Linked DNA regions of Homo sapiens: region 1 is linked to region 2. Evidence: chromatin loops called from intact Hi-C (ENCODE). Cell type or tissue: HepG2. All regions are shown on one strand. Links, peaks and the distances in the headings refer to the core of each region. The heading gives the core; the rest is flanking DNA.

What was found. Peaks named below come from ENCODE experiments on the same cell type or tissue, not always from the same donor. Only the 100,000 strongest peaks of a DNase experiment are listed, where the experiment ranks them.
Region 1: it touches region 2 in a loop (30-fold over the local background); 9 of 110 quality-filtered maps call a loop at or near these places.

What each region holds. Positions count from the first base shown.
Region 1 is chr11:82,488,424-82,500,444 of GRCh38, reverse strand. No RefSeq gene overlaps it. Among named protein-coding and RNA genes, the nearest start is that of MIR4300HG, 91 kb to the right of the region's middle. In HepG2, for the core only: a CTCF peak has its summit at 5,331 (motif pointing left); no DNase peak of the experiment used is centred there.
Region 2 is chr11:82,690,624-82,702,644 of GRCh38, reverse strand. No RefSeq gene overlaps it. Among named protein-coding and RNA genes, the nearest start is that of FAM181B, 37 kb to the left of the region's middle. In HepG2, for the core only: a CTCF peak has its summit at 6,755 (motif pointing right); a DNase peak (open chromatin) is centred at 6,764.

The sequences.
Region 1 (12,021 bases), core at 2,177-10,176, 200 kb after region 2:
CAAGAAAACTGCAACCTCCCACTCTACTACCATGAAAGTAACCCTAAGTGATATTACTCTTTTCCAAGGAAAGACAATAAAAAGTCCTTGAACTTTAGGTCATCAAAGACTTTTGCACCTGGTCATATTTTTTATCTCTGTACCAATTTTTGCTGTCATTCTGGATAAACTGCATACCTGAGGTAGTGAATGTCTTCTGGTGAGTTACCAGTTGTGTTTTACCACCAGGGCCCTGCCCCATGCTACTTTATCCACCCCACTTCTTACCTTGTTGCTCAGGCAAGGTAGCACTCACATAAACAACTTTAAAAGGAAAGGACTATAAAAGTTGCACTAGAGAACATTTCTAGCAGAAACTAGATCAGGACAGGATTCCTAAATCTATCAGAGAAATTACATCTTTCTACCATGTAAATGAGTATTTGCTTCTGAGATGGCCTTTCCTCCTACATCGGGAGCTCCTTAAAGGCAGAGACCAGAGAATGTGTCCTCCCTGTCACCACAGATTCCTTTTAGAAGTACCTAAACAATACCTCATGTAAGTTAAAGATTCAGCCTCATCAGACCTCTGACACTCCATTCCGATTCTGAAGTCTGACACCAATAATTTCAAAGGTGACTTTCATCCTATCATCATAGACATGTGAGTGAAAGGTAAGGGCCTCCATCTTCAGCTTACTTTTAAAAGTACTGCCATCCTTATTCTGCTTAGTGCTTGTTCTCTTCTGGTTTTATTCCTCTGTCCTTTCCATAGGACCTTTACTCTCAAACTATGATCAGAACTCTGGTGTTTCTGCATGGATACAATTTTTTTTTTTCCAATTCCCTTAAGCAGAGACTGTTCTCTTAAGTCATGTGCCTAAAATTCTTGGAGCCTCTGTCAACATTATTCTTTTTCTCATTGTCACATACAAACCACCACTCTTACTTCCCACCTTTCATAAAACACCTCCATATATGAAGCTCATGATAGTGGTTGTCTGTCTGTCTGTCTGTCTGTCTATCTATCTATCTATCTATATATCTTATCTCTCTCTCTCTCTCTCTCTGTCTGTCTCTGGGTGGCTCCTATTTCCTGAAATCCCAGTCACTCCCTCATATTCATCAGGAACATTTGCTCCCAGGCATTATTTTCACTTCTATTCCAATTCCTGTTGTCATCCTACATAATTTCCATACCCAAGTGGGTGATCCATTTTAGCCTCAAATCTTCCTGTCCTTATGGACCCCAATAAATTTTTCCTTTATTCCACCTATTTCACTCCCAAAGTCATATGGCAGTGATTACAGGTATAACTACAACTCTTGAAATGTTAAACTGCAATGATGCTACCTTATCACTCTAGTTTTTTATTCTCTCTTGGGGTTTCAGTTTCTTTCTTTTGCTTTTTTTTCCTCCAGTATTTTCTTTCGTGACTTCAATTCTTTCTTTAGTTACCTTAGACCAGTGGTACATCATTACAGCTACTTCTTTTCTTTTCAATACCCTTCCACTTTTTATTTCTATAGAAGCTATCCTGGGTGTACCCCAGGAACTTAAAAAAAAAGCATCCAACACTCAGCTCATGTTTGTCACCAGACCAGCTCCTTCAGTATTTCTTATTTTGGTGAGTTGTGTCACATAGCCCACAAATGTTGGTAGGATCATCCTTGGCTGTACCTTTACATAACCCTCATATCCAATAAGAATTCAAGGCATGTTATTACTCCTCAACTTCCCTTCCATTTCTTACATCCTCATCATTCCTTTATTCTTGTCCTAGTGAAGATTCTCATCATCTTTTGTCTGACTATTACATGGAATTTTAAATTGTATTCTGTGCAAGTCTTGTTTCCTCTTCCTAGTTCCTTTCTTCTTTAAGCTTGCTCTGAAATTTCGAACTGCTGACTGCTCCTTCTTTTTTCTTAAAACTCTTTTCTCTGTTGGCTTTTAAGACACTGCTTTCTTTTGGTTTTCTTTTACCTATATGACCTTTCCTTTTCACCTTCTTCCAGGGTTTCTTTTCATCTTTCTGACTCCTATGCCTTTTCTTTAGTATTGGTACTTAGTACTCTGTCCTCAGCTCTTTTTCCCTTTTCACTCTCTCTACCCTCTCTGGGCAAAGTTATCTATCAAGAGATTTTATCAACCATCAAATATGATGCTGTATCTCCAGTCTGGACCTATCTTCTGAGATCCTGTTACATTTATCTGGCTGCCTACTTCCCTTCCTCATATGGATTTCACATAGCCTCTGAAGCCCATCATCCTGGAGAGAACTTGATGCCCTATCCCATAAATATATTCCTCCTTTATTCCCTATCTCAGTTATATCCATCCTCAAGCCACCAAAGCAGAAAGCTTTCCCTTTTGTCCTTCACATATAGTCAGGCCTCAAACTTTATGTCCCCTTCCTCTCACAGACACATGCTCATCTGTTTATCTTTATTGCTGTCACTATAGTTTTTTTAAATATAACTTTATATCACCTTACCACACATGCTTCACTTTGTTCCTAAACTACATTCTCATGACACCATTTGCAGTACTCAGGAAAAAAGAGGATATAATGCTCTTTGACCCACCCATAGCCACCTGTAGTTCCTTGTCCACCTGGCGATACCTATCCCCTTTTCAAGATTCAGCTTGAGCATCGCTTATTTTCTGAAGTCTACTTGTATCTTTGCATAAAACTGGCTGTTTCATACATTGTGTACCTCTTTCTAGTATGATAATGAAGGCAAATGAAACACATACTTTATTACACTCATTTATTTATAAGTCATTTTTCCTCACTGGGCCAGAAACTCCTTGAAGGTGCAACCATGACTTATTCACCCTTGTATCCCACTGCCTAAGACAATGACCATCTCAATAAATGCTCAGTAGACTTTTCAAACAAATGGAATAGGTGCTGTTTTTGAATATTAGACATTTACAATTTACTTGACATAATACAGCTGGCTAACATTGCATTTAACACATATTTACATTTTTATACAAATCTCCATAGTTTTAACAAAGTTTCATCTTCTGAATAAATAAAATATCACCTTAAAATATTACAGCTTCATGATTTACTAGCAGATTCCTTCAATCACAGGTGTGCTCTTTGGCAAATGCATGGTTTTGCATATATTATTTAGGTTCTTCTAATCCTAAGAGAAAGTTGGGAAGAAATTAATATATAATATGTAATAATCTTTTCCTCACATAAGAATAGCTCCTATAACTACTGCACCGGAAGGAAGTTTCATATAAATTGATAACACTAAGTTGGAGAAGTAGTTTTTTCCTTAATATTTCTATTCTGTTTAGTCTGGCCAGAGGGTGGTTACTCCTTTGTAGGAAAGCATAGTGAATATGAGTCAGAAGACAGAAGTTTGGGTTCCTGAACTGCTGTTTACTGGTTTTGTGACCTTAAGAAAGCTACTTAAATGTCCAGAGTCTCAGTTTCTTTATTTGGTTATTTCATAGGAAATTTGGCAGAATCAAAGAGTATCATGTACATAAAGGGCTGTGCATCCCACAAATTGTGGGGCAACACTCTGTGAAAAAAACAGCAAGGACAGGAAGAGCATGGGGCTGGCAGTCAACAGACCAGTTTAAAGTCTTTGTTTTGCCATATTCATGTGGTTTTGCGCACATTACTTAACTTCTTTGAACATATTTCCTCAATCTGTAAAATGGGGACAATAACATCTACCTCCTACAATTGTGGAGAAGATTAAGTGCAGCAATGCATTTAAGGCATCTGACATCTAATCATTGCTCTATAACTGGTGATGGCATAGGTGAGAACAGCATTCAGTTTTTGAAATCCTCTATCCTCTATACATGTTTTATGCCCTGTAGCATGATCAACAACCAACTGAGATGAATCTCTCAGTTGGTTAACCCTGAGCTAGTATCCTCTGCAGAATCAGGCTTACCTAGAATTCAACCTGGAGCTGGACTGTCCACCCTCCTTAAGTACAAACACATGTAAAGTATACTGTGCCTGGAACTCTCACATGATAGCAGTCATTATTATAGTTTCTGCTTATTACTCAGAGCCAGCCACTATCATAGCCACTTTATATACCTTATTTTGTTTAAACTTACACATAAATTCTGAGAGGTGGGGATATTATTCTCTCCATTTACAGATGATGAAACTTAGAAACTCACAGAGAGGATAAGCTTCAGTTACAGGCAAGTAAGAGGCAAGAATAAAAAATTAACTGAGGGTTTCTGATAATATGCCCAGTGTTTGTTTGTTTGTTTGTTTGTTTTCTGCCCACACGACAATGACAAATAGGTCAAGCTCACTCTAGCACTTTTGGCTACTCCTTCAAAATCAACAGCATTTATGAGTTAAAAATGCAGCTTGACAAAATACCAGCTTTAATTTGCTTCTGTCACTGATCTTAGCAGGAGTCCTTACCTTTGATTTAGGCCCAACTCTCTAGGCATTTGGAATATTTTCTTACCCAGATTGGTAGCTTGAGCCATCCCATCCTTCCTGTGCAGAGATCCAGGTGTAATGGGGCCCTCTCTGGTTTACACCCAGGCAGATCTCCAGACATTTGGAGCACACACTTACCTGGATCAGCAGCTTGAGCTGCCCCACCCTTCCTATGCAGCAATTTGGGTGCAAGGGGACCGTCTCTGCTTCATGACTAGGCAGATCTCCAGGCAGTTGAAGCACACACTTGCCTGGTTCCAAGGCCTGACCCATCCCACTATTCTGTGCAGAGGCTGGTGCACCAGGTCCTCTCTGCTCCACAATCAGGCAAATTTTCAGACACCTGCTCACCTTGATTGGCAGCCTGAGCTGCCCTACCCTTCCTGCAGAGAGATCATGGTGCAGTGGGGTCCTCTCAGCCCCATGTTCAGATAGATCTCCAGGCATTTGGAATGCCTGTTCACCTGAATCAGCAGCCTGAGCTGTCTCACCCCTTCTATGAAGAGATCTTGATGCAGCAGGGCCCTCTCTGCCCCATGTCTAGCAGATGTCCAGGCATCTGGAGCACCCACTCTCCTGGTTTAGGATTTTAGGCAACCCTCTTCCCTGTGCAGAGGACTTGGGGCCAAAGAGGTTTCCCATCTCCTTGCCTACGCACTACTCTGGGTGCTAGGTGGCTAGCCACTGGATTTTCCCTTGGTGCTGGTGCTTGTGCCTGTCAATGGGGGAACTTCAGGTGGGCATGCCCAGTCTGACTTCACCCATCTTGCCCCCAAACCGCAGAGCTGAGCAGGGAGCTCTGACTACTGTTCACCCCAAGAATCAGCCCATTGCCTGAGGCAACAGAGAGCTTCTCCTAGTAAACAAGGATCCAGTATATACCTAGCTTTTACCCACGAGTGCCACCTATTGACTCATAGGTTGAACCACACAGCCTAATATAAAATTTGCCAACAAAATTGCAGTGTTAGCTATAAAAGCAAAGCCAAAAGATTCTACTCAGCATTCTCTACAGTTACACCCCCTAAGGAATTGGGGGGAATTCCTTAGGAAGGTAAAAGGAAAAATATTATAGGAAAAAAAGAAAAACAAAAAATCAAAATAAAAAATAATTGCAAAAGTTGGAGGTGTCAGCATTTCCAGATGAGAAGGAACCAGTATAAGAATTATGACACCCTAGGCCGGGCGCGGTGGCTCACGCCTGTAATCCCAGACCTTTGGGAGGCCGAGGCGGGCAGATCACGAGGTCAGGAGATCAAGACCATCCTGGTTAACACAGTGAAACCCCGTCTCTACTAAAAATACAAAAAAATTAGCCAGGCATGGTGGCGGGCGCCTGTAGTCCCAGCTACTCGGGAGGCTGAGGCAGGAGAATGGCGTGAACCCGGGAGGCGGAGCTTGCAGTGAGCCGAGATCACGCCACTGCACTCCAGCCTGGGCCACAGAGGGAGACTCTGTCTCAAAAAAAAAAAAAAGAAAGAATTATGACACCATGAAAAATCTGAGTGTAGTAATAACACTAAAGGATCATACTAGCTCTCCAACAATGGTTCTTAAACAAAATGCAAATGCAGAAATAACAGGCAAAGAATACAAAGCATGGTTGCAAAGATGCTCAATGAGATCCAAGACAGGTTTAAAATCAAGAAAGAACTTCTAAAGCAATCCAGGAAATGAAGGAAGAGATAAACATCTTAAAAAGAAATCAGTCAGAACTTCTGGAATTGAAAAACTCATCTTAGGAATTTTAAAATACAATTGAAAGCTTTACCAATAGACTGGACCAAGCAGAAGAAACAATTTCAAAACTTGAAGATGGCTGTTTCAAACTAACATAGTGACACAAAAATAAAGAATTTAAAAAAGAATATTAAAAAATGAACTGTCATTGAGAAATATGGAATTATGTAAAGTGACCAAACCTACAAATTATTGGCATTCTTGAGATAGAAGGAGGAATAGTAAACACTATGGAAAACATCCTTCAGGGAATAACTCAAGAAAATTTTCCTAATCTTGCTAGAGAGGTAGATATTCAGATGCAAGAGATCCAGAGGACATCTGCAAGATATTATACAAAACAAACATCACCAAGGCATATTGCCACCAGATTATCCAAGGTGTTAAAATAAAAACCTTAGCCAAATTAAATTTAACAGGGTTTAGTTGAACAAGGAATGATTTATGAATTGGGCAGCCTCCCAAGCCAGAATAGGCTCAGAGAGACTCCAGCACAGCCACATGGTGGAAGAAGATTTATAGACAGAAAAAGAAAAGTGATGTATGGAAAATGGAAGTGAAGTATAGAAACAGCCTATTAGTTACAGCTTGTTGTTTGCCTTATTTGAACACAGTTTGAACAGATGGCCTCCTTCGATTGGCCAAAACTCAGTGATTGGCACAAAAGTAGGTTAGTCTGTTTATACCTCCATTTAGGTTATAGTTCACTATATACAGAAAAAGTAGTTGGCTGAACTTAAAATGCATAAAAAGGCAGCTTTAGGCTAAACCTAATTTAACCAAAGTCGACACTACAGAAAAATTTTAAAGACAGCTAAAGAGAAAGGATCAAATAATGCAAAGGAAACCCCAACAGGCTAACAGTGGACTTCTTAGCAGAAATCTACAAACCACGAGAGATGGGCAGCTTATTTTCGGCATTCTTGAAAAAAAAAAAAAAAAAGAAAGAAATTCCAACCAGGAATCTAATATCCTGCCAAACTAAGCTTCATACGCAAAGCAAAAATATGTGTTTTTTTTTGAGACAAGCAAGCACTAAAGGAATTTGTTACCTCTAAACCAGCCTTACAATAGATCCTTAAGGGAGTTCTAAACATGGAAACAAAGAAACAATACCTGCTACCACAAAAACACAGTTAAGTACATAGCCCAAGATCCTATAAAGCAACCACACAATAGAAACCAGCTAACAACTTCAGGATAGGATAAAAATCTCACATATCAATATTATCTTTGAATGTAAACAGTCTAACCATCCCACTTAAAAAGCACGGAGTGGTAAGTTGGATTAAAAAAAAACCAAACCCATCTATCTACTGTCTTCAAGAAATGCATCTCACATAGAATAACACCTATAGGCTCAATGTAAAGGGTTGAAGAAAGATCTATAATACAAATAGACAAAGAGCAGGGGTCACTATTCTTATGACAGATAAAACAGACTTTAAGCCAACAACAGTAAAAAAGAACAAAAACAGGGGCATTGCATAATGATAAAGGGTTTAATCTAACCAGAAGACTTAACTATCCTAAATATATATGCACCCAATAATGGAGCACCCAGTTTCATAATATAAGTACTTCTAGACCTATGAGAAGGCTTAGACAGCCACTCAATAGTAGTAGAAGACTTCAACACCCCACTGACAGAGTTACACAGATCACTGAGGCAGAAAACTAGCAAAGGTATTCTGGATTTAAGTTTGACACTTAACAAATTGGACCTAATAGTCATCTATAGCAGTGGTCCCAAACTTTTTGGCACCAGGGATCAATTTTGTGGAAGACAATTTTTCCATGGACCTGTGTGTGATGGTTTCAGGATGAAACTGTTCCACCTTAGATCATCAGGCATCAGATTCTCATAAGGAACGCACAACTTAGATGCCTCGCACGTGGAGTTCACAATAGGGTTTGCGCACCTATGAGAATCTAATGCCACCACTGATCTGACAGGAGGTGGAGCACAACTTAGATCCTTCACATGTGGAGTTCGCACACAATTTAGATCCCTCGCATGCGGAGATTGCAATACGGTTTGCGCGCCTGTGAGAATCTAATGGCACCACTGATCTGACAGGAGGTGGAGCACAGGTGATAATGCTTTCATCTGCCACTCACTTCCTGCTGTACAGCCTAGTTCCTAACAGGCCAAGGATGGGTAGTGGTCTATAGTCCCAGGGTTGAAAATGCCTGATCTATAGAATAATCTACCTATCAATCACAGAATATACATTCTTCTCATCTGCACATTAAATATACTCTGAAATCCAACCACATTCTTGGCCATAAAGTGAGTCTCAATACAAATTTAAAAAATCAAAATAATACCAACCATACTCTTAGAACACAGTAGAATAAAAATAGGAATTAATACAAAGATCCCTTAAAACCATATAATTACATGGAAATTGAATAACTTGCTCCTGAATGACTTTTGGGTAAGCAATGAAATTAACACAGAAATTAAAAATTTTTTTTTGAAATGAATGAGAACAAAGACACAACATACCAAGATCTTTGGATACAGCAAAATCAGTGTTACAAGAAAAATTTATAGTGCTAAATGCCTACCTCAAAAAATTAGAAGGATCTCAAATTAATATCACCTAGCGAAGCTAGAAAAACAAGAACAAACCAACCCCAAAGCTAGCAGGAGAAAAGAAAGAAATAAGAGCAGAACTGAATGAAACTGTGAACCCAAAATCCATACAAAGAATCAACAAAACCAAAAGTTGGTTCTTTGACAGGATAAACAAGACCAAAAGAATGCTAGCTACACTAACAAAGGAAAAAAGAGAAGAACCAAATAAGCAAAATCAGAAATGACAAAGACGACATTGCAACCAAACCTTCAGAAGTACAGAAGATCCTCAGAGACTATTATGAACATCTCTATCCATACAAACATCTCTATCCATACAAATCCATAGGAAATGGATAAATTCCTGGGAAGACATAACCTCCCAAGATTGAATCAGGAAGAAATTGAAACCCTAAACAGACCAATATCAAGTTTTGAAATTGAATCAGTAATAAAACAACCTACCAACCAAAAAGCCCTGAACCAGATGGATTCACAGCCAAATTCTACAACATGTACAAAGAGGAGCTGGTACCAATTCTATCTAAACCATTCCAAAAAATCTAGGAGGAGGGCCTCCTCTCTAACTATTTCTAGGAAGCTTGCATTGCCCTAATACAAAAACCTGGCAAGGAGACAATGAAAAAAGACAGCTACAGGCCAATATTTCTAATGCCTATAGACACAAAAAAAAACCCTCAACAAAATACTAGGAAACTGAATCCAGCAGCACAACAAAAAGTTATTCACCATGACCAAGTGAGCTTCATTTATGGGAGGCAAGGTCGTGTCAACATAGGCAAATCAATAAATGTGATTCACCACATAAACAGAATTAAAAACAAAATCATATGATAATCTCAATTGATTCAGAACAAGCTTTTGATAAAATCCAACATCTCTACATGATAAAAACCCTGAACAAATTAGGCATTGAAGGAAAATACATCAAAATAGTAACAACTGTCTATGACAGACTCACAGCCAACATCATACTGAATGGTCACAAGCTGGAAGCATTGCTCTTGAGAACTGGAATAAGAGAAGGATGCCTACTCTCATCACTCCTATTCAAAACAGTACCGGAAGTCCTAGCCAGAGCAATCAGGCAAGAGAAAGAAATAAAAGACATTCAAATAAGTAAATAAAATATTCAAATAAGAAAATAACTATCTCTCTTCACCAATGATAGATGCTATACTAGAAAATCTTAAAGACGCTATCAAAAGGCACCTGAAACTTATAAATGACTTTGGTAAAGTTTCAGAATACACAATCAATGTATAAAACTCAGTATCATTTCTATACACCAATAACATTCAAGCTGAGAGCCCAGTCAAAAACATAATCCCACCTAGAATAGCTACAAAAAAAAAAAAAGACCTAGGAATACATCTAACGAAGGAGATGAAAGATCTTTAGAAGGCAAACTACAAAATACTGTTGAAGGAAATCAGAGATGATGGAAACAATTGGAAAAATATTCCATGCTCAGGGCTTGGAAGAATCGATATCATTAAAATAGCCATATTGCCCAAAGAAATCCACAGATTCAATGCTATTTCTATGAAACTACTAACATCATTTTTCATAGAATTAGAAAAAAAAAACCTAAAATTCATATGGAACCCAAAAAGAGCCCAAATAGCCAAAGAAATCCTAAGCAAAAAGAACAAAGCCAGAGGCATCACATTACCTAACTATGAACTATACTATAAGGCTATAGTTACCAGAACAGCATGGTACTGGTACAAAAACAGACATGTATACCAATGGATCAGAATAGTGAACCCTGAAATAAAGCTACACACCTATAGCCATCTGATCTTTGACAGAGCTGACAAAACCCAGCAATGGAGAAAAGACTCCCTATTCAATAAATGGTTCTGAGAAAGCTGGCTAACCATATGCACAAAAATGAAACTGGACCACTACATATCACCATCTACAGAAATTAACTCAAGATGGATTAAAGATTTAAAGGTAAGATCTCAAGCTATAAGAATGCTAGAAGTAAACCTAGGAAACACCATTCTGGACATCAACCTTGGCAAAAAAAAATGTGTGATTAAGTCCTCAAAAGCAATTGCAACGAAACCAAAAATTGACAGCTGGGTCTTAATTAAACTAAAGAGCTTCTGCATAGCAAAAGAAATTATCAAAAGAGTAAACAGACAATCTACAGAATGGGAGAAAATATTTACAAACTATGCATCCAACAAAGGTGTAATATCCAGAAACTATAATGAACTTAATTCAACAAACCAAAAACAAATAACTTCATTAAAAAGGGAGTAAAAGACATGAGCAGACCTTCCCAAAATAAGGCATACAAGTGGCCAAAAAATACATGGAAAAATGCTCAACATACATCACTAATCCTTAGAGAAATGGAAATCAAGTAAAACTACCATTCGATCCAGCAATCCCACTACTAGGTAGCTATCCAAAGGAAAATAAATATGAAAATATGAAAAGAACACATGTGCACATATGTTTATAGCAGTACAATTGGCAATTGCAAAAATATGGAACCAACATAAATGCCCATCAACCAATGAATGGATAAATAAAATGTGGTATATATATATACTCTATGGAATACTACTCAGCCATAAGACAAAATGAAGTAATGACCTTTACAGAAACTTAGATGGAGTTGAAGGCCATTACTCTAAATGAAGTAACTCAAGAATGAAAAACCAAATATCGTATATTCTCACTTATAAGTGGGAGCTAAGCTATGAAAATGCAAAGGTATAAGAATAATGTAATGGACTTTGGGTACTCAGGAGGAAGGGTGAGAGGGAGTTGAGGAATAAAAGACAAATATTGTGTACATTGTACACTGCTTGGGTGATGGGTCCACCATAATCTCAGCGATGACCACTAAAGAACTTATCCATGTAACCAAAAACCACCTGTTTCCCAAAACTATTGAAATAATAATTAATGATAATAATGATAAATATATAGCTTGAGAAAAGAAAAAAACGAACAGTGTTTTTATAAAATTCTTTCTACAGTTAGCGGGAATTTGAGCTCAAACCCAAATATTAGCAAATATAAAATTTAATCTAGAACTTTGTATTGTTTATTTTTACAGTATTAAAAATTTATAGCTAAACTGAAGTAGGTTTAAAATATAAGAAAACATAAGTTATTCCTTTGAAGTAATACCTTGGGAATATACAAAGGAGTTGATAAAGCTTGAAGGCATTTTACCTTAATGTGATGACTTGATGGTAAATATAAAACTTCAGAATGTTA
Region 2 (12,021 bases), core at 2,562-10,561:
ATGCATGCAGGCTCAATAAATGCTCCTTCAATAGAATGGACAGGGGTGCTTTCCCTAGCAGAGGTGGTGTTGCAGAAGTAGATTCTGAGATGGTTATTCAGCTCTGCCTTTAGGATTGACACCTAATGAAGAGACTGGAAGTAGGATTAGCCAGAGAGAGAAGCTGACCAACAACATGGGCCCAATATCAGCCCCAGCCCACCCTGTGGGGAGATCTGGAGCGAGAATGGCCTTTCGGAGGTCTTGAGCTGGGGTAAGTTGGTCAAGCATCTACACTACCGCCTCAGTCAGTCATTGTTATGTGGGTCACTCTGGGGAGGGCGTGACCTTGGGAGAGGCAGGTCTCTGTAGTAGAGGCAATTTGTTAACAGCCGAAGTCTTTCCACATGTACAGTCCCAGCAGCAGGCAACAAGGCATTCACTGAAGTGAATTGCAAGCAATGCACACCGTACCTGCCATGCCTTGATATTGTAAGGGGGTGGGGTTCTTAAAACAATGTTTGTGTTTGTGTGATTATTAACACTCATTAGACTGGACAAAGGAGACTTACTCCCACCCTGTTTGCATGGTTCAATTTGGATGGCATAATGGCCTTTGAACAAAAGGTGGCGCTGTAGTGTCAGTTTTGAGGTGCTTTGCTGCAGCTAGGAATTGTGGCAGAATGATAGGACCATTTGGTTTTCTTTATAAAGAAAACCATAGGAAAGAAGATGAGATGCTATTTTCAAGGGGTTTTTTCCCCTGGCACTGAAATACTTGGAAGAGGTGAGATCCAAGGGCTGTGTGTGTGTGCACACACACACATGTGCATGTACACATGTGAGTACATGTTGGCAGTGACAAAGGGGGTGGAGGATGGAAGACTTATTGTTTGCTCCTTCTCTCACTCCTTTTCTTCTTTGCTTCAGAAAATACCTTAGTGCCAGCTCTTGGGTTTTTAGCTCTAGGCTGATCACCAGGGTAACAGAAATGAGCAATATCTGGAGTCCTCTTTAGGAAGCTTTGGTGGAACAAGGAAATGGCACCTGTATGTGCCTCATACAATAAAAGTTTCATGGGTGCTTCATTTCTAAGTCAAAGATTAGAGAGTGATCAGGGGAGGCTGGAGAGAAGTTAAAAACCAAGCTTTGAATGGTGGTACTGAGCTTTCCATTCAAGAGGCGACTGTTGCACAGGGGCTGGGTCCGGGTTTTGGGGTCACATCCCTGGGCCTATTTCTGACTCCTGCTATTCAGCTGTGTGCACTTAGACAAATGACTTAATCACTCTGTGCTTTAAAATGGCTTCAGCTGGAAAAGAGGATTTTTCTAATTCCTAACTACAGGGCTGTTGTGAGGATTAATTGAGAGCTAATAAATATAAAGGGTTAAGATTAATATATTGCATATGATAGGATTTAATAAGTCCTAGCTATTATTTTTAATATTCTCTATTATTAGTTTCAAAACATTTTTGGGCATATACATTATGCTAGGTCCTATGCTAGTTGCCTGAAAAACAAAGATGAACACAGCACCCTCATGGAGTCAAAGAGGACAAGTGCACAGAGTAGACAATTAAAACAATGTGTGAAGCCCTAGGACTGAGACTCAGGCAGGGTTTATGGGAGCAGGTGGAGGGGCACCAAAGTCACCTTCGATGGGGAAGGGTGTTGGTGATGAGCTTGGGGAAAGCTTCCTGTCTGAGATGCTTCTTCAACTGAGTCAGTACATGATGAGTAGGAGTTCAGCATCGGAGGGTGGGAGAGGATGGCTGGATGAGAGTACTCCATGAAGAAGGTGCAGAAAGGAAGATAGTACCAGACACTGGTGAGCAGGGAATGATTAACAGTTTGGCATTGCCAAAGTATACAGTTCGAGTGTGAAGTAGCAAGGGTTTGGGGTGGGGAGGGCCTGGATCACAGACAGTCATGGCTGATAGTAAGTCACTGAAGGTTTTCAACAGGGTAGTGCATCCAATGACCATGCCTGGTACCCAGTGGGGCTTAAATGTTAATGGATGAATGAATAAAACCTGAGTAGAATTTTAGTGTATGAGTGTAGGGAGTATCAGTGAGATTAGGCCTAAGGTGGATGATTCCATCAGTCCAAGTCTACTGACTCGCTTTAAGCGCACACACACGCACACACACACACAATGTATATTGTAAAGGTAATGTATGCTCATTATAAAAATAGTCAAGTAGTACAGAAAGCCATATAGTGAGAAGGTAAACGTTTTCTTTGCATTCATTCCTTCAGTTCCTTGGAGGTAACTAGTATTAAGAGTTTTTTTGGGTATCTTTCCAGACAGATGTAGGCATACACACCTGCACAGAAAAATGCAGAACAGTGTGGTGCTTAGATGCAAGGATCTGGAGCCAGCCTGCCTGGGTTCCAATGATAACTCTTAGTCTCTGCTATTATAGCTTTATGAGCTTATCCTAGTTACATAACCTCCCTACACCGTGGCTTTCCTATAAGTAAAGTGAACACCTACCCCACAGGGTTGTTATGAGGATTAGATGAGTTATGTATAAAGGAATTACAGTGCCTGGCATATAGTCTTTGTTACATTTATAGATAATCTCTTTTCTAGGATAACACAAGGAAGTCAAAATAAAAAATGTAGATAATCTCTTAAAATGATAAAGGAACATATTTTAATAGTGCTTTGCAGTGTGCTTTTTCTCACACACTAAAGAATCTTACACATCTTTCCACATCAGTAAACATAAATTTACCTCATTGCTTTTAATGCTGCAAGGCACTGTATGGGATGCATATACTGTAATTTATTTAATCAGTCTCATATTTATGGACACTTAGGTTGTTTCCATTTTTCACTCTTACGAACAATGCTACAATGGCTGTCTTTGTGCACTTGTTCAAGCACAAATCACATCGCTGGTATAAGGGAGCCCTACCATAGGGTATCTATTTTTTTCTTCTTCAGTGGAAGCAGCTGCCAACTGATACAACCATGAACAGGCACATCTTGAGGGACACATCTTAAATCTGCACATGTGTACCAGGCTGTGATCCTATCCTGGATAAAAGGTGTAATGGAGTCACTGGGAAGTTCAGGGGAGGGGTTAGGCCAATGGTTGTAAGAAGCTCATCTGGAGGCAGGGAGTTCTACATCTCCCAACTTTCCTTCCTGCACTCATTTTCTCCCTGAGATTCAGAGTTAAGGAGAGGTTTTGGGGTGGATGTTGACGGCCTTGTCTATCTTATCTACGGCCTAATGAATTTCCAGAACCCAGCCCTCTTACAACACTCTTGCTCTCTGGGGAAGTAGCTCTGAGAGAGCTGAGAGAACAGCAGAGTCTGTGATAGTAGGATGAACGCCTCTGGTTTGGCTGTAACACTCATAGATTTTCAAAGAACCACAGGTCACTGGAAAGGGTCCCACACCAGCCACTCTGGTAGGGACCAGGTCTGTTACCACACTTGGGACACTGCCTTCCCTACCTCTGAGCCTTCCTGGGTCATGTTTCCACAAGTACCAGAAGCCCCACCACCCCACCACTCCCAGCCTGTGAAGGGCAGACTCTGGGCCTGCACCTCTGCCACTGTGAAGCAGCCTGCAGACCTGTCTACAGAAGTGAAGTGGCTGTGTGACGAAATCTAAGTTTTGACCTCAAAGACCCAGTGTGATGAGAAGCCCTCTTCATTGTGCTGACTCTTGGATATGGACATTTCATGCTCTCAAAGAATGCCAATGACTGAAATAGGGATCATAAGGGCAACAGGAGCAGTGGGGCAAGATTCATCCGAGGAACACTCCAGAACTAGCCTTCAACAGTGATTGGAGCTGTAGTGAATGAGAAGCACTGGAGGAACAGACATCCCATTTCAGTTCTCTTTTTGCTGGAAGCTGTGAGCAGGGCTGGCGCCCACCCTCACCTTCTGACTGTGGAGCCCTTGGACTTTTAGAAAGTTGGGGCAGGGCTTCAGGAAAGAGATTCTGGACCTCCACATGAGACCGTGTGTCTTAGTTCGTTTGTGTTTCTGTAACACTATAACAACATACCTGTGACTAGGTCATTTGGTAAAAACAGAAATTTATTTCCCTGACAGTTCTAGAGGCTACGAAGTCCAGGATCAAGGCACCAGCAGGTTTGATGTCTAGTGGGGGCCCTGGTCTCTGCTTCCAAGATGTCACCTTGAAAGCTGCACCTTCATATGGTAGAAGGACAGGAGAGAGTAAACCTATTCCCCCCAAGCCCTTTTATAAAGGGACTGATCTCATCACAAGGGCCTCTGCTCTCATGACTTAATGACTTCCTAAAGGCTCTACCTGTTAATACTGTCACAATGGTGATTAAGTTTCAATGTATGAATTTTGGGGAACACATTCAGACCATAGCGGTATGTATATATAAAAACAAAAAAGATGCTGGTATTTGCACTTTGAATTGGGGGAGTAGATGTTCCCAAATTCTTCTTTTAAAACTTGGACAAATTTTTACTCCCACAGTGTATGCAAGTGCCTATTTCCCCTTATCTTTGACAACAGTGAATTTCATTAAACTTTAAATATTTTGCCAAACTGATAGGGATGTAAAGTGCTATCCCAATTTTTATTTAATTTGTATTTACTCAATTGTGAACGTAATCAAACATATTAAAATCTGTGTATGAGACATTAGCATTTCTATTGGGTGGGATGGCTTTTCCTTATGATTTGGAAAAGCTCATTTGATAAGCAAGAAAATTAGCCCTTTGTCTAGCAGATGTATAGCCAATATTCCCCTAAGTCCTTTGTGTCTTTTAACTTGTTTTCTTGTGTGGGAGTATAAACATTTTGTGTGATCAGATTTATCAGTCATTTCCTTTAGGACTTCTGGGGTTTATACCATGCTTAGAAAGTTGTTTTCCACTCCAATACTATAAAATTATTAACCCATTCTTTTCTTGTATTTCTGTGATTTTATTTCTTTAGTTTTTTAAAGCAAATTAAAAAAAATTCCTGAAATAATATTTATTTGTTTAAAACAGAAAAGAATAAGGAAGAAAACAAACTAACAAAATCCGCCTAACACCCAGAGAATCTCTATGTTAGCAGAGGTTAACACAATTAAGAAAATATTATACATGCATAAGATTTTAAAAAGTAAACAATATAGAATGTAAATATTAAACAATGTCTCTCTTTCTCACCCACACAGTATTCTCCTACCATCCCTCTCTCAAGAGGTTTACCTATCACCGATTTCTCATATTTTTTTCAAAGAAAAAAATTTAAATTTATGGCATACATACTTTGAAAAAATGTATACACTATACTGTTACTCTACATCTTTCCTTAAAAGTAAAATTAATAATGATTAACAATAAAACTAATAATTATTAAAAATAAAATTGATAATCAGTAAACAATTAGTAGTTACACCTTTTAATTTATCTGGAGTTTATTTTGGCACAGAAAGTGAGGTAGGGATCTAGCTTAATTTCCTTTTGTAAAGTGGCCAACCAGTAATTCCAACGCTATTTATTGACTAAGTTTGTCTTTTCTCTGTTGACTTGAAATGTCTTCTTTTTTCATGTATTAAAAGGTTTCACTCTCTTGGGAGATCTGGGTATTGTCCCTAGCTCTGCCACTAATTTCAATATGATCTTTGAAAAGCTCTATCCTCTCTGGGCTTTAGTTTACTCCTGTGTAAAATGAAGGATTGGGAGGGTTGGTGTTGAAGTTTCCTTCTAGCCTTCACGCTGTGTATTGATACCAAAACTCCACTGTGATTTCAAATCCTCCTCCCTCTTGGGTTGTTTTCAACCCATTGTCACGATGGGCTCACCCAGCACCCAGTGCCTGGGGGCAGTTTCCAGGGCTGTGTCTGCATCACTTTTAAAAATTATGTTTGTCTTCACAAAATCATTATGCTGAAACCTTGACACTTAAGCTCTCTCTTATGAGCTACATGAATTCTTGTGTGGCCTGTCACAGTGAGCTAGAAGGCACAAAAAGGGTCTTAATAAGTGGTTCTTAACTTGGATCTCTGGGACCTCTGAGGGGATGGCGTATTATGAAGACAGGAATGGAAGGTGTTCTTTTAACACTTGAAAAGCTTTATGAAAATTGGGACCCACCGACTAATTTCAGCATTGCCATCTTTGCTTTGAGTCAGAAGTCTGTCTACACAAAGAGCTCACACTGATAGTTCATGCTGGTCAGGGAAGAAGCGAACAAATATTTGCTGAGTTTCAGATGTTCTATATACAGTCACTGATTTAATTTTGTCCCAGACCTTGCCAGATCAGTACGGTTATCTCCATTCTGAAGGTGTAAGTAATAACTTGCCCTAGGCTACCCGGGTCAGTAGGTTTTATTTTATTATTCTTATTTTTTTAGAGACGGAGTCTCGCTCTGTCGCCCAGGCTGGAGTGCAGTGGCGCGATCTCGGCTCACTGCAAGCTCCGCCTCCTGGGTTCACCCGCCATTCTCCTGCCTCAGCCTCCCGAGTAGCTGGGACTGCAGGTGCCCGCCACCATGCCAGGCTAATGTCAGTAGGTTTTAAACTCTAGGATTTTAATTCAGGTCTGCACCGCATAGCTTTTGCCCTGTACTTCCCAAATTCCAACTCACCAGTGGGGTAAGTCTGACTGGAATATATTCTTCAATAATTTTAAAAAAGGGGTAATGCTCCCCCCACCAACCCCAGACTATTATGGCTTTGGTGCTGGGATTAGAGTAGCTGTGTTGGCACACAGTTCCCATCAGATGGCACTGTGAGCTCAGCAATGGAGTCAACCTTCCCTGCAGCATCCACCCGGAGCCCACAGGCACCTCTGGGGACCTGGCTGTAGATTCACCCTCTCCCAGCAGATGGAGTTTGCCTGTGTGTTTACTCTGAACTGCGCCAGGCGGGGCAGAGCTGTGTTGGTTCTCTTTGGGTTAAAGAGGGCCCTAGGTAGTCCCTCTTCTTTTACTGCCTGCAGCTGGTACAGGATCTGTCTCCCTGGCAATTAGGTGGCCCAGGATGCGGCTGCTGTGCTATTGGGTGGTTGCACCTCCAGTTATAAAAGGTGGTGGACTTCAAGTTGCAGGGAGAGCCTTCTGCCACTGCTGTTGCTTTGGTGCAGACAGGAGCATTTACTAGATGTGGATTGGAAGGTCCTACTGGAAAGGTCAGAGTGAGTTTAAACTAAGAGACTACTGTGTTAGGGTTGAGCAGCAAAGAGGAGACAGTATAAGAGAAGGGAAGTATCATTCATTGAGTGCCTACTCTGTGCTGGGCACTGGGAGGGGAGCTTTCCCTGTATTATCTTATTTAGCCCTCACAATAATTCTGTGAGTTAGCTACTATTACTTTCCCCATTTTATAGATGAAAAACTAAGCCTTGGAGAGATGAAAGGATTTGACCAAAGTCATAAAGCAAGTTAGCTTTGGAGATAGTATTCTGTACCAGTCCAAGATCTCAGGACCAGATCTCAAAGACCTGGAAAGAAGGGGTAAGTAGAGATTTAAAATCTGTCATTTAATTCTGTAGCTAGCACGAACCTTTCCCTTACTTTCTCAAAACTTTGGTTCTTTAAAGTGTTTGAGAGACTCTTTGTAAAAGAGGCGTAGGCAGTATTATCACCTTGTTATAGTTTAGGAAACAGAGGGGTTACACAACTTGCTCGAGCTCACACTCAGTGGTAAGTGGCAGCCAGAATTCAAATAAAAATCTATGTGATCAGAACACTTGTTCTTTTAAAAATCCAAATGAAGGCCAGGCGCGGTGGCTCACGCCTGTAATTCCAGCACTTTGGGAGGCCAAGGCGGGTGAATCACTTGAGGTCAGGAGATCGAGATGAGCCTGGACAATATGGTGGAACCCTGTCTCTACTAAAAATAAAAAAAATTAGCCAGGGAATGGTGGTTCATGCCTGTAATCCCAGCTGCTTAGGAGGATGAGGCCCGAGAATTGCTTGAACCTGGGAGGCAGAGGTGGAAGTGAGCCAAGATCATGCCACTGCACTCCAGCCTGGGCGACAGAGTGAGACTGTCTCCAAAACAAACAAACAAACAAAAAGGCAAATGTAGTAATTGGAACGTAAATACTCATTCATTCATTCATTCATTCATTCATTCATGTAAGCAGGCAGTATCTAACCACCAGGTATGGAAGCAGCTACTTTTACTTAAGATTAGTTCTATCTAAATATTCTTTAGTCCTTCAGGTTCGTACTTGTATAATCCATCCTAGCACAGTGCCCTGCCATCATAGATAGCCAATAAAGGCTTATTGAATTGAATTAAATTGAATTGAACTGATTAGATACAGCTGGAGACTTGAAGTGGTCCAGCTCTTTGAATTTTCCTTTCCGAGTCCCCTGAAACCAAATTATTGAAACTATTTGATTTAATTCAATATGGCCAGCACTCGTTGAGTGGCTGCCATTTTGTTCCTTTATTACTTAGCTAATTTTGGCCACACCACCAAGCCTATTGCTCAAATCAGATTGTATACTGAAATATAAAGCTACATTAAAGTCTAAAGCAAAGGCAGGAGCCTATGAGCCCCATACTGCTGAAAGGTAGACGAGGAAAAGTTGAAAATTTAGGCTATGGGAAGGTAGCATTTTGTTTAGAAAAAGAAAGGCATTTGAAGTTTGGTTATCCTGTTAACTAGCTGTGTGAACCTGAATAGGCAAGATAACATTTATAAACATCCGTTGCCTTTTTTGTAAGATGCGTTCCTCATCTTATTGGATTATGACCAACATAAGCTCCTTGAGGGCACAGTAAGTATTTAGGGTGATATTTTTAGTCCCTGACAGAAGGCCTGGCACATGGTAGGTGCTCAGTGAATATTTAAAAAAGGAAAACTGTGCTTTGAAGTAGGTTAAGCAAATTCAGTTATTCTAATTGTATAGCCAGGGAATGATCTTCCTAATTGGCAGGGGCGAGGGCAAGAGATGGGCTTGCGCTAGACTTTGTAGGATAGGTAGGGTTTAATTAGGCAGAAGTGAGGACGGAGAGCATTTCAAGGTGAGGAAGTCACTGCAGCAAGGTGTGAAATGTGTAGGACAAACTCAGAGGACATGAACACTCTGAAGAAGGTACATGTTGGAGAGGAGTGAGACAGCATGGGAAGAGGTATGTGGATGTATTAATAGGTTATGAAGGGCCTATCTATTCTCTGCCCTTGGGGGCTTACAACATTTTCTCCATTGCCTCCAGCAGATTCTATGGCAGTGCTTAGCAGGTGGGTGTTAATGAGGCTTCCTGTGGCTGGGTTTGGTGAGGAGTTGTATATCAAATATAGTGATGAGTTTGCATTTCAAGCCACTGTCTAGGACTCTCAAGAGGAACTCTTTTGGGGCTCTTTGTTCATTGCTATGGTCCAAATGTGCCCCCTTCCCTAAATTTGTATGTTGAAACTTAATGGCCAATGTGATAGTCTTAAGAGGTGGAAACTTTAGGAGATGATGAATTCATGAGGACAAAGCCCTCATAAATGGGATTAGCAACCTAATAAAAGGGCTGGAGGGAACTGGCTAGGTCCCTTTTGTCTCCTTTGTCTCTTCTACTGTGTGAAAAGTCAGTGTTAAAAGCACCTTTGGAAGCAGAGACAAGGCTATTACAAGACACAGTACCTGCCAGAGCCTTAATCTTGAACTTTCCAGCTTCTAGAACTGTGAGAAATATATTTCTATTGTTTAAAAATTACCCAGTCTTAGATTTTGTTATAGCAGCACAGGCAGACCAAAACAACCATAGTGAGAATGAAAGAAGTTATTTACCCCCCGAATGACCAGTGGAGATAGGTCTATTATCCTTCTTTGAGGATGAAACAGGCTCTTTATCCCTTTACTACACAAGAGCAAATTCAAGGCCATGATCCACTTGCCCAGTTGGAGGGGCTTGCCCAGTCATTCAACATTCTTTGGACCAAAGCATATTGCCTGAAGTTCTTTCCTGATGCCCTCATTTCTTGCATAACCATGCCAGGAGAGCAAGCTACCTTTGAGTGACTACAGCCTTGCATTTCCAGTTATCTCCACTGTTTCTGGGAACTCTCCTTGATTGGGTATGTATACACAATTCCACCAAGTACCCAGTTCAATACAGTAAGGCTTTCCTTTTTATCTTTAGTCAACCCAAATAACTCATTCTATAGTGGGAATCATTTGATAGTCCCCCCATAACAGGCCATTCAGGTTCATTTGACAGTGCTGGTGGCATACCCGTTAATGCAAACTAACCATTCAAACATCTAAAGATTTCTCTGGCTTGGAGACATATGACAGCCACCCTGGAGGCAGTCCAGTTCTAGTTTTGTGCACTCATACACTTGCTCCTGCTGATGTTTTCTTCAGGCCCCTGTTAGATATGCCATATGCTATGGCCTTTATGTGTTTCCCCAAATTCATGTGTTGGGCACTGAATCTCCAACTGTCTTGGGAGGTGGCACATAATGGGAGGTATTTAGATCATGACGGCTGTCATGAATGGATTCATGCTGTTATAAAAAGGCTTTACAGGAATGGGTTTGCTCTCTTCTGCCATGAAAGGATACAGTGTTCATCCCTCTTTAACCCATCTGTCCCTTCTGCAATGTGAAGACACAACAAGAAGGCTCTCACAAGATGGCAGTGCCTTGATCCTGGGCTTTCCAACCTCCAGAACTGTGAGAAAGTCAATTTTTGTTTTTGATAAATTACCCAGTCTCAGGTATTCTGTAATAGCAGCACAAAACAGACTGGAATGAGTGAACCCACACCACTTTTTCATTCATGAGTGAATGCCACTTTCACATGGTGCATGGTAACTAACACTGCTAATGGCATATGGTGATAACTATGAAAACATTTGCTGAGAATGACGTAAAAGCATAGGAGTACCATGGAGCCTGTACAGTTGTACAGTGAGATGTGTTTGGGCTGCAGAGCTGAATAGTGCAGTAAAAAGTGCCCCAGTAGAAAGATGTTGTTAACTGCTTTACACATTTATAGGTAAAGCCAGAGGACTGGGGGAGGGGGAAACCTGGTTTTCTATGTAACAAAGAAGCTTTTGGTTGAAGAACTAACCTTGAGAATCCTTCTGAGTTTAGTTAGGGGGTTTGTGAACCAACTTTGTTGTCTGTGGAAACTTTATTATTCTTCTTTCTAGTTGAACTAGTTTATTGTAAAGACTTCAGGGAATGAGGAGGAAAGGGTTGTCCCTGGCATTGGAAACCAATGGTTTGTCTTCTCTCAAAAAATTATATGCATATTCTGGTTCAGAAGTACTAAATTCCCTCCATTGGGCCACAAATTATCCCTGATTCTTACAGCTTTGGAGCTCCACTTTTTTTCTTGTTTTGTTTTTTGAGATAGAGTCTCTCTCTGTCACCCAGGCTGGAGAGCAGTGGCACAATCTTGGCTCACTGTAAGCTCTGCTTCCCAGGTTCATGCCATTTTCCAGCCTCAGCCTCCTGAGTAGCTGGGACTACAGGTGTCCGCCACCATGCCTGGCTAATTTTTTGTATTTTTAGTAGAGATGGGGTTTCACTGTGTCAGCCAGGATGGTCTCAATCTCCTGACCTCTTGATATGCCCGCCTCGGCTCCCCAAAGTGCTGAGATTACAGGCATCAGCCACCGCGCCCAGCTTGGAGCTCAACTCTTAAATCATTTCATTTTCACTGTCGGGCTATACACCACAGGATTTAAAAATCAGATTTTGGGTTTGGGTACATGCTTGGCCACCTGCTAGCTGTGTGGTCTTGGATAAACCATCAATCTTTCTGAATCTGTTTTCTCATCAGTAAAATATCTCACTCTTGGGGCTTCTGTAAAGATCAAATAAAACAACAAATGTCAATGTTCTTTGCAGACCCCAAGGCACTTTCCAAGAGTTTGCTGTGATTATTATTGCTACCTGCAAAATTCTAGGGAACCTGATGGTACATAAATGGCACTGCTTGGCATACCCTGCAGCAGCTGTTCCGGTTCTGTTTACTGCACATGGGTGAACAGTTTACTCCAAGGGAATATTTTACTCATTACAGGGTTGTAACTGCTACAAATAGCACAGGGTGCCTCCCACCTAATGTAGAACACAGGC